Regions from separate parts of the Homo sapiens genome. Here region 1 is linked to region 2. A link is an interaction called in ENCODE POLR2A ChIA-PET data of the cell type or tissue named here. Cell type or tissue: MCF 10A. All regions are shown on one strand.

Region 1 (5,000 bases), 97 kb after region 2:
TGTTGGAGGTGGGGCCTAATGGGAGGTGTTGGGTCATGGGGATGGATCCCTCGTGAATGGCTTGGTGCCCCCTTGAGGTAATGAGTTCTCTGTTAGCTCGCAGGAGAACTGATCGTTATAAAAAGCCTGGCACCTCCCTCATCTCCCTTGCTTCCTGTCTCACCACATAACCTCTGCATACACCAATTCCCCTTCCCCTTCTGCAGTGAGTGGAGACAGCCTGAGACCTTCACCAGAAGCCATCAACAGATGCCAGCTCCATGCTTCTTGTACAGCCTGCAGAACTGTCAGCCAAATGAACCTCTTTCCTTTATAAGTCATCCAGGCTCAGGTATACCTGAGTCCATAGCAACACAAATGGACTAAGACAGTGACTGAGGCAACATCTACAGTGCCTGGTTCTTACACGGGATCAACACATATTTGTTACCTAAATGAATAAACATACTACACATGGTTGTTATGAGATAACAGATATGTAGGATCTTTACATATTACAATATTGTTGCCATTTATCCTGTCAAGAAATGGACCTTTCATGCCCAAGTAGGGCCAGCAGAGAAGTCCTAAGTATCAATAGCTTACAAGAAGCCACCTGAACTGGGCCCATATTATCATTTCAGAAACGTTGGCTACTCTATTAGTCCATTTTCATGCTGCTGATAAAAACATACCTGAGATGGGTAATTTTTAAAGAAAAAGAAGTTTAATGGACTCACAGTTCCATGTGGCTGGGGAGGCCTCACAATCCTGGCAGAAGGCAAAAGGTACACCATACATGGCAGCAGGCAAGAGAGAATGAGAGCCAGGTGAAAGGGATTTCCGCTTATAAAATCATCAGATTTTGTGAGACTTATTCACTACCACGAGAACAGTATGGGTGAAACTGCCTCCATGATTCAACTATCTCCCACTGGGTCCCTCCCATGACACATGGGGATTATGGGAGCTACAATTCAAGATGAAATTTGGGTAGGGACACAGCCAAACTATATCAACTACCCAGCTCCCCTAAATGCCCACCAAGGACCCATTGGCTCTTCCCAGCCCTAGCCCCAGCCCCAGATCCCTGTCTTGATCTTTGACCCCTGATGTCCTGATCTCAGCCATTCTCAGTCCCGACCTTTCCCAGTCCCGCCATCCATGTCTGTTCTGGCCAGAGGGATGCTGGTCTACCAGTCCACCATCCAGCTCAACTAGAATCTGCTTCAGACTGGGACACGTTGGTTTTGGCAGAGGCTGGGGGGCTGGGGCTGCATCTTATCCAACATGCCTCCTCTTTTCTAAGGATATAGTGAATCTAATAAAGTACAAGCTCTGCCACTTTGTAGGCACTAGCATCCTAGGCCAGGATTGCTCTTCCTGTGAAAGTAGCACACCTAGAAGCTTCAGAGAGGTAAAAGCTTCAAACCACATTAACTCATTCAAATACGTTTAATTTGAATCTAATATGCCTAATGTACCTAATATATGCGAGTCATTGTGCTAGGCACTGGGCATACAGCAATGAACAAAGCAGGCAAAGATCTCTGGCCTTGTGATGCTTCATTTCCAGTAGATAGATAGAAATGCATATACAATAAAATGCCAAGGAGTGATCAGTGTTATGGAGAAAAACAAGGTAGGCCAAGGGGGCAAGGTGGCAGAGAGGGCCTCTCTGAGGAGGTACATTTGAGGTAGACAGTGGGGGAAAGGCATATCAGGCAGAGAGAACAGCAAGTGCAAAAGCCCTGAGGCCTAAGTATGCTGGAATGTTTTAGAAGTGGCAAAAGGCGGCCAATGAAGTGACATTCCAGGGGCTACAGAGTGGAAGAGAGAAGACAGTGGGCAGCCAGCTCAATGGCACCTTGTGGCCCATGGTGAGAACTCTGGATCCAACACGTTCAATATTTAGGGAACCAATGACAAATTTTCTGATAACTTAAAAGCAAGGAGAGGCTTGAGCCGAAACCTGGCCTGGCCCACATAGTCATGAAAGAAGCAGCTCATCTTCAGAGAATTCGTTCCAGCCCTTTCTTCCTCCTGCGCTCTTCAGCCCCGACCTGACACCCTTTGCCCTCACCCCAGGTCTCTTGTCTCTCCTTTGCACTATTCATTTGGTCACTGACTCATCAGCAAACAATCCTGGAGGTAGGGGATGAGAATCATGTGGTAAGCACCATGTCATGGCCAGGATTGGTTACTGGGATATACACAATCAGAACGCAGCCTGGCTTGAGATCATACTGGACATGGGCTCAGAGGAGCTGATTCTATCCAGCTTTGCCATTTAGCAGGCTTTGTTTTTAAATAGAAACTGCAATAACTGCTCTGCACTCATGCAGTGCTGAGGAGCCAGTGATGAAACTGGAGTGGCAGTGCTTTAGGTAAACTGTATAGTGAGATGCCCATGTCAGCTGCTCATGCCAAAGTGATTATAGTCATTAAGCCCTAAACCTGCCTATAGGACCTCGCCCTTGCAGCTAAGTGCCTTCATAAACACCATCTTTCTTACTTCCCTGGGTCCTGGGCCCCAGAAATGTCACACCTCCATTCCCTCCTTCAAACTCCCCTAACCTCACTGTTGCTCAACTCTAGGAAATACTGATCTTTCAGATCCCAGAGGTCACAGAAAACTTGCACAAGTGTAGGGCGTGGCCTCGTGTATGACACACACCAGCACTATGCTAGCACCTTCTGTAGACACATACCTCAACAGCCTCACCCACAGAAAGAACAACACACACTGCACCAAAAGGGCCCTTGGGCACATGCGTATCCTCTGCTTAGCTGATCAGCTGATCCATGTAATGGGGATGTTTATTCATTCATTCATTCATTCATTCATTCATTCATTCATTCATTCATTTGGTGAGTCATCAAACATTCCTTCAGAGGCTTCCATGGGCCAGCTCTGTGGTAGGTCCTGAGGCTCCGGCCATGACCTCTATTGCCTGGCCCTGGCGTATGGAGGCCTGAGATCTACCTGGGACAGACTCTGGAAGACTGCTTTATGGCCATGGCCATCTCATCAGCAAGTAGGAGCTATGCGAAACTGCATCCATCTGAGGGGTCAGCGATATCAAGGCTGCCTCTGAGGTAATGTCTGCGTCACCTCTGTTGGAGACTATGTTTGCCATTTTGAGTGGCCCATGGGACAAATTGCTTTCTCCATAGAAGGGGCCACCTCTGCAGCCCTGTAGTTGATAGTGAGTCAAGTGAGCAGGGATTTCATTCTGCCTTGCCATGCTATGTCAGTTTATGACTTTGGATACAGCCATTCTGCTCCCTGGGCCCTGGGCCCCCAACTGTCAGAGCAAGAATTGCAGAAGACAAACATTCCTACAAACTTCTCTTGTTCTAGACCCATCCTCATTATGTTTGCCCTATACTCCCCTACCACCTTGATTCACTGCATTTTATTTAACAGTTACCTATGTGATGCTTAGTGTGAGCTGGGACATGTTGTAAGTGCTTACATGAACTAACTCATTAAGTGGGTACTACTGTTATTCCTTAAAGATAAGGAAACTGCAGCACAGTGAAGTACTTACCCACTGTCCCATAACTGGTAAGTGTGGTGCTGGGAGTCTGACCATGCATCCGTCTTCAGAGTTCATTCTCTTAACTACTATGCTATGCTGCTTCCCTTAACAATTTTCTTTAAACAGATTCACTTTTTTAACATTATTTTTAAAAAACCATTATGACCACTGATTGAAAACCTATATGACTTGCCATAAATAGAAGAGACATTAAAATGCATGACTATTACATTTAAAACCCAATAGTCCTCCAAGTGACTCCTAAGATCATCTCTCAGATGACTGGGGACACTTGCGGACACCTGGGGAGGAAGCACTAATGGCTTTTCTGACACTTTAGGTACCTGCAGGCCTCCCAGGAAGAAGCTCGGGGGCAGACAGCCTTTATGCCTCTGTGGCCCTCCTCTCCTGCCTACAATAGTGCCACTCAGCAATACACAAGGTAAAGGCTTCAAGGAACTTGGCTACCACCAGTCTGGGGCTTCAATGACTCACTGCCAATCCCTGGGCATGATGCATCCACTCAGGGGCTGGTGACAGCCTAGCCAGAGGCTTCCTTTGCTCTCTGCTTTCTGGAGCGACAGCCCACTGGAGGCATGTCCAATCCCTGCCAGAGTAACGGACAAGTCTCCACTGTCTCCAGTGATGCCAGCAGAAACTGCAAGGGCGGGAGGTGGAGTGGGTGTGGATCCCAGCATGGCTCCTGGGTTTCTGCCAGGAAGGTATTCTGAGGATAGCAATCTGTGAATTCCACCACTCGTGCTCCTGAACACGCACCAGCTCTTCATTAAAAAAACAAGTCTTGATTAAACAGTTGCAGGCATAGTGGATTTGTCATCATCTTTTGAGGTCTCAGCCTCTTCCCACGGCGTTTGCCCACTTGCTCTGAGCTTCATAAAGCCAAAACTGCCTAGACCTTCTTCCTTCGCACCTTCCTGTAGCCATGTCATTGTGACTCCACCATGTTCGAGGTACACCTGGTCCAGGGCTCCATCCTGAAGAATGTGTTGGAGGCCCTTGAGGACCTCATTAGTGAGGCCTGCCGGGACATTAGCTCAAGCAGCTGAATGTGCACAGCATAGACTCGTTCTGCATCTCCTCGTGGCAGCTCACCCACTGCTCCAAGGGCTTCAACACGTGCTGCTGCGACTACAACCTGGCCATAGGCATGAACCTATCCAGTATGTTCAAAATACTAAACTGTGCTGGCAATGAAGATGTCATGATGTTAGGAGCTGAAGATAATGCAGACAACTTAGCACTAGTATTTGAAGCACTAAATCAGGAGAAAGTTTCGGATTATAAAATGAAGCTAATGGATTTGGATGTTGAACAACTTGGAATTCCAAAACAAGAGTACAGCTGTGTAGTAAAGATGCCTGCTGGTGAATTTGCATGCATATGCTGAGATCTCAATCATATTGGAGATGTTGTTGTAATTTCCTGTGCGAAAGATGGAGTGAAATTTTCTGCAAC
Region 2 (5,000 bases):
GGCCAATAAGTGGTGCCTAGGAAACTGGGACAACCCAGGGAAATACATGCTTGTTAAATACCATACACATCCAGACTTGGCTCCAGCACTGCTTCCTCCAGGAAGCCTTCCCTTACTCTGAGCTTCCCCTCCACCTCAGGCTAAGTGTCCATTCTTTGTTTTTCCAGAGCCCCAGTGCTAATGTCTGAGCACTTGTTACAGTTTACTATTATCATCCCTTCACTTGCTGTCTTCCCTACCAAGCTGAGGGTTCTAGACAGTATCTGGTATATAGTAGATCTTTCATAAACGTTTTGGATGGATAGCTATAGACAGACAGTTGATTGAATGAATGAACAAGGCTGTTTCTTTGGGAAACAATGTGTGATTATAGAAAGACCTTGAAACAGAAATAAGAGAAGTTGGGTTCGAGTCCAGGCTCTGCTGCTCACTAGCAGTATAACAGCAGGTGAGTCCCTCGTCCCCTCTGTGCCCTCGTCTCCTCCTCTGCAGTAGGGGTTTCTAAGTGTACCTGTCTCAAGGTTGTCATGAGATTTAAATGTGATTATCATTATAAAGGTGCTTTGTAAACTCCCAAATGTCATGTACCTATTATCTGTATTTACCAATTAGGATGCTTCACCAGCAATTGTTTTTTTGTTTGTTTGTTTGTTTTTTAAATCCACTTTAATGTTGCCGTAACAAGATCCAGATTATATAACCAGAAATGCACAAATGAGAAAAAGTTTTGAGCAGGAAGTAACTACAGAAAATAGAAAACAAGACTTTCTAAACACCAGATTTTTCTTAACATCATCTCCATAAACTTGCCTTTTCCCTGCGACATATCTGGCTTTTAAGGTCTCAGCTGTTACTTCCCATTGGAAAGATAATTAATGAAGGCTACCTTTAAGAAAAAAGTTCATGGCTATATTGTGAGCATTTATTTTAGCAACAGTTTAAACCTATAGATATTTAATCCTTTTGCCTAGTCTCTTTCAAAATCTCTTCTCTACCTCTCTACCAAGATATTTATAATGATATTTGTGTTTTTAATAAAAAACGAATCTTGTGTGGAAAGGCTAATAAAATGATCGTAAACACACACCCCCCACCATCGCCACCAGAAGATAAAAAATAAAGAGCTGTAGGAATGCCAAGTGATAATAACATGGGATTATTTTGCTGAGACCTTCCAGGGCAGTTCAGTGTTTTATTAGGTAGTGTGACGGGACCTGAACACCTGCACAAGTGAAAACAAGAGGGTTTCATGTAATTCTGTAGATAAATTTAGGTCCATCCGAGCCACAGCATCCAGTGATTTAGGCACAGGGACTGTAAACTGTACCCTCAAGCAGCACTGGCTTGATGGATTTCTCTAATATCTAATTTAATAGGAAGGAGAGGCTGGGAGACCAGTAAATTTAGACTGATGTAGAGCAAGAGCTGAGTTTGTGGGGGAGGAGGTAGATATTGAAATTCAAGCACTAGGGAAAGAATAGGACCCCAAAGAATTTTGCTAGATTGTAGGAGAAGGGAGTACCAACACGGTGCCTGCTCTCACTGACTGGTCTCTTGTTTCCCGGCCTGTGCCCAGCCATCTTCTGGGATAAATTTAAACACACCTGCTTATGAGTGTCTGCAGCAGGGAAACAGTGCTTCTGCAGAGGTCTTCCACCATAACCTCATGGAAGAAAGGGTTTTTACCCAGATTTATGGGACTGTAACTACTCAAAGCTAAAGGGATCATGGAAAGAACAATTGGCTGCCACAAACCAATAAGTTGGACAAATGAGTATTTACTAATTTTAATTAGTCTTGGGCTACATTTTGGAAGGAACACAGAAGTATAAGATCATTATTGTCGAGAAGGAGCTTCCAATGTGCCTAGAGAGAAGGACATCAGAGTCCATGTCTTGACTGGGAAGCTGGGTGAGCCAAGTGGGAACATCTTGTTGTCAGAGGCAGTATCCGATCAGAAGGGATAGCTACAATCAAAGTCAGTTTCTGTGCACCTAAAAGACTGAGAATCAGGAAGGGGATGGGGCAAGGCCTTGATAGGGAAAGACAGAGACAGGCTCCAATCCAAAGAGAAGAAAAACCTAGGAGAGGCATTGAGTAATACAATGGGAGTCAAATTGCCAGGTGGGCCAAACAGTTGGAGAACAAAGCGGGAGAACGTTATATGCCCTGAATGTCCACATCCTGATCTCTCCTGAATTCATGATATTTCCAGTAAAGGCTTCTTAGAATCAAAAGGACAGATGATTTCTTAACACAACAAAAAAGAAGAGTTGATCTAGCTCATTAAGTCATGGTTGAGTTCTCTTGGTGTTTCTTCCTATTGTGCAGATTTTTAAAAGGATATGTAAAATATACTTGCATAATTGCAACATAAAGTATCAAAACAATTAGTTTCTGCTAAAGTATGTGAGTGACTGAGGATGTCTCAACTATGTGTCATATGTGTTGCCAGAGAATACACTATGGTGCCATGTGACCATCCAGTCAACTCACTGATAGCTCACCCTGCAACCAAGTGCCAGGCACTATCACAAATCATCCTTCAGTGAGGACAGTTACATGGTGAGTCATTTAATAGCTGATTTTAAAAAAAAAAAAAAAAAAAAAAAACCTTTTCGGAAAAATTCTCTTTGGATGTGTCAAGTATTCAGATTCCTAGATAAATTGTCATCTGCTGGAGCTGACAAAGAAGTATGGGTGCCAAGTTCATTGATACATAGTGAAAAACAAGAAAGCAAGATTATGTGTGAAGTCAGAAAAGCATGTGTTTTCGAGAAAGAGAAAACAAGACTGGTGATACGTGTGGTAAATTATGGTCATGATAACATTATTATAATTGCTATAAAATGTACATACTGAGTTTTGTTATCTGGACAATTAAGAAAGATCTACTGTTATTTTTAAGTTATAAATTATTATAAAAATAACTCAATGCCTTGTTTTCATACAGGTTATCTTGACTAAAACTATTTCCCCCTTTTCTGAGGGGGGAAAAAAGCAGGTGATATGGGGTGTATTATGTCTTTCAGCCTCCACTGACTCATTTATAAAACTAGAGGTGACACCTACCTGTCATATTTTCTTTCATTCAACATGTAACAAATATTCACTGGCCCCAGGCCACATGCAGCCACATTCTAGGTTCAGGGCTATAGCGACAATCATGAAGATAATGCTTTTGCCTTTGTGAATTTTATGTCTAAGGAGAGAGACAGTCAATGAACAGGTATATAATAAGCATGCAATATCATTTTAGGTAGGACAAGTGCTATGACAAAAAAACAAACAAACAAAAAACAGGGAGGGTAAGAGGCTACAGAGTGGAAGATGGGGTCCTGCAGGAGGGACTAGTTTGGATGATGTGATCAGAGGAGGTCTTTCAGAGGAGGTGACCTGAAGGAAGAGTGATACAGCCATGAGAATATTGGGGGAACTCTTTTCCAGCCAGAGAGAAAAGCAGGTGCAAAGACCTTGAGGTGGGAATTGTTGGCAGATTCAAGGAGCAGCAAGAAGGTCATTGTGGCCAAAGGGAGAGTGAAAGAGAAGAGAGGGGAGAGGCAGGCAGAGGCCAGACCTTGGAGTGCCTCTCAGACTTCCAGGTGGGGGACATGAGGCTGGAGCACAGGTGAATAGCTGGATCTGGAGTCATAAATTGGGGAGTTATCAGCCTAGAGGTGAAAGGTAAGGCCAAAAGCCTAAATAAGATCACCTACAAAATCCCAGAGAACAGAAGAAAGGACTAAGTTCTGAGCCCCAGGGCACTTAACATTCAGAGGAGGAGCCAGAAGAGAAGACCTTATTAACATGGGAGAAAAAGAAAGAGAATGTGAACATCACATGGAAAGATGATCTGTGTCTGTGGGAATGGTATGGGATAATGCCTGTAAAAGTGTCCAACAACAAGTCGACTCCCAAAAATGTTCGTTGTCCCTCATAGGTTTCAAAGAGAATAAAGTTCTGCAGGATTTAAAAACGAGAAATCAGTGAAGACTGGAGAAAGAAACAATATTCTCCCATCTGGATAAAAAGAAATACAATAATACTGGTTAAGGTTAAAATGAATCTTTCCTAGAAACTCCAACAGCCCAATTGGCCAAATGCTGTGAGATAATTAGAGCGTAGTGCTGATGGGGCCAGGAGGTCCTGAAACCTCGTTTCCACAGCTGTTTCTCAGCTTTACTTATTACTAATATCTCTCAGGCCCGCTCTTTCCACAGTCACATAGAAATAAGGTAGGATTTTGGAGCGGAGGTCAGCCTTTCTGTTTGGGGCCAATGTTTTCTAGGTGCTATCCTTCAAGCACAAAGGGATGGGGACTCAGTGTTAGAGACCCCACTGCTCCCCTCTGCAAGCACCCCCAGACATCTGGAGGGAGGACTACCAGCCCAGCTCTGTTGCTCCTCTGCGCCAGTTAGAAAAGTGGTCTTACTGACAGCTATTTAATACCCAGGCCAAGCTCCATCTGAAGAAAATACAAGCCCAGCTGTCATCTATTCACAACAAATGCAGACCATCCAGTACTGAGCCCAGTGGATGGGGCAGCAGAGAAAGCTCCCAGATTTCAAAGGATAAAGGGACCTGATTGAAGGAGTCAGAAGAATCTCTATTCAGCACTTTTCAGCTAGGGAATCAAGTGCATATTCAGTGTCTCACAAGATGCTATGGTATAAAAGGATGACACCCCTCTTCTACAAATGAGGAAACTGAGGCATTCAGAGGGGGAAGTGACTTGCCCCAAGAGAAACATGATGCCTTTAGTAGCAAAGCTAGAATTATATCCAGGTTTTCCAATTCCTTACCAACAGGGTTAGTATGAGGATTAACTGTGATACAGAAAAATAGGCCAGGTGCAGTGGCTCATGCCTGTAATCCCAGCGCTTCAGGAGGCCAAGGAGGGTGGATCACCTGAGATCAGGAGTTCCAGACCAGCCTGGCCAACATGGTAAAACCCTGTCTCTACTAAAAAATACAAAAATTAGCCAGATGTGGTTCTGGGT

Evidence for each region. ChIA-PET counts read pairs that join two places held together with the same protein. Peaks named below come from ENCODE experiments on the same cell type or tissue, not always from the same donor. Only the 100,000 strongest peaks of a DNase experiment are listed, where the experiment ranks them.
Region 1: POLR2A ChIA-PET joins it to region 2 with 7 read pairs; 1 of 35 experiments calls an interaction of 5 or more read pairs at or near these places.

What each region holds. Positions count from the first base shown.
Region 1 is chr11:19,274,755-19,279,754 of GRCh38, reverse strand. All of the region lies in intron 2 of CSRP3-AS1 (CSRP3 and E2F8 antisense RNA 1), which reads right to left. It also overlaps the pseudogene PCNAP4. Among named protein-coding and RNA genes, the nearest start is that of E2F8, 36 kb to the right of the region's middle. RefSeq lists an enhancer at 2,039-2,333. In MCF 10A, no CTCF peak of the experiment used is centred here; DNase peaks (open chromatin) are centred at 2,134, 2,644 and 4,024.
Region 2 is chr11:19,371,923-19,376,922 of GRCh38, reverse strand. It overlaps a transcript of NAV2 not described here. Among named protein-coding and RNA genes, the nearest start is that of NAV2-AS5, 130 kb to the left of the region's middle. In MCF 10A, no CTCF peak of the experiment used is centred here; a DNase peak (open chromatin) is centred at 2,482.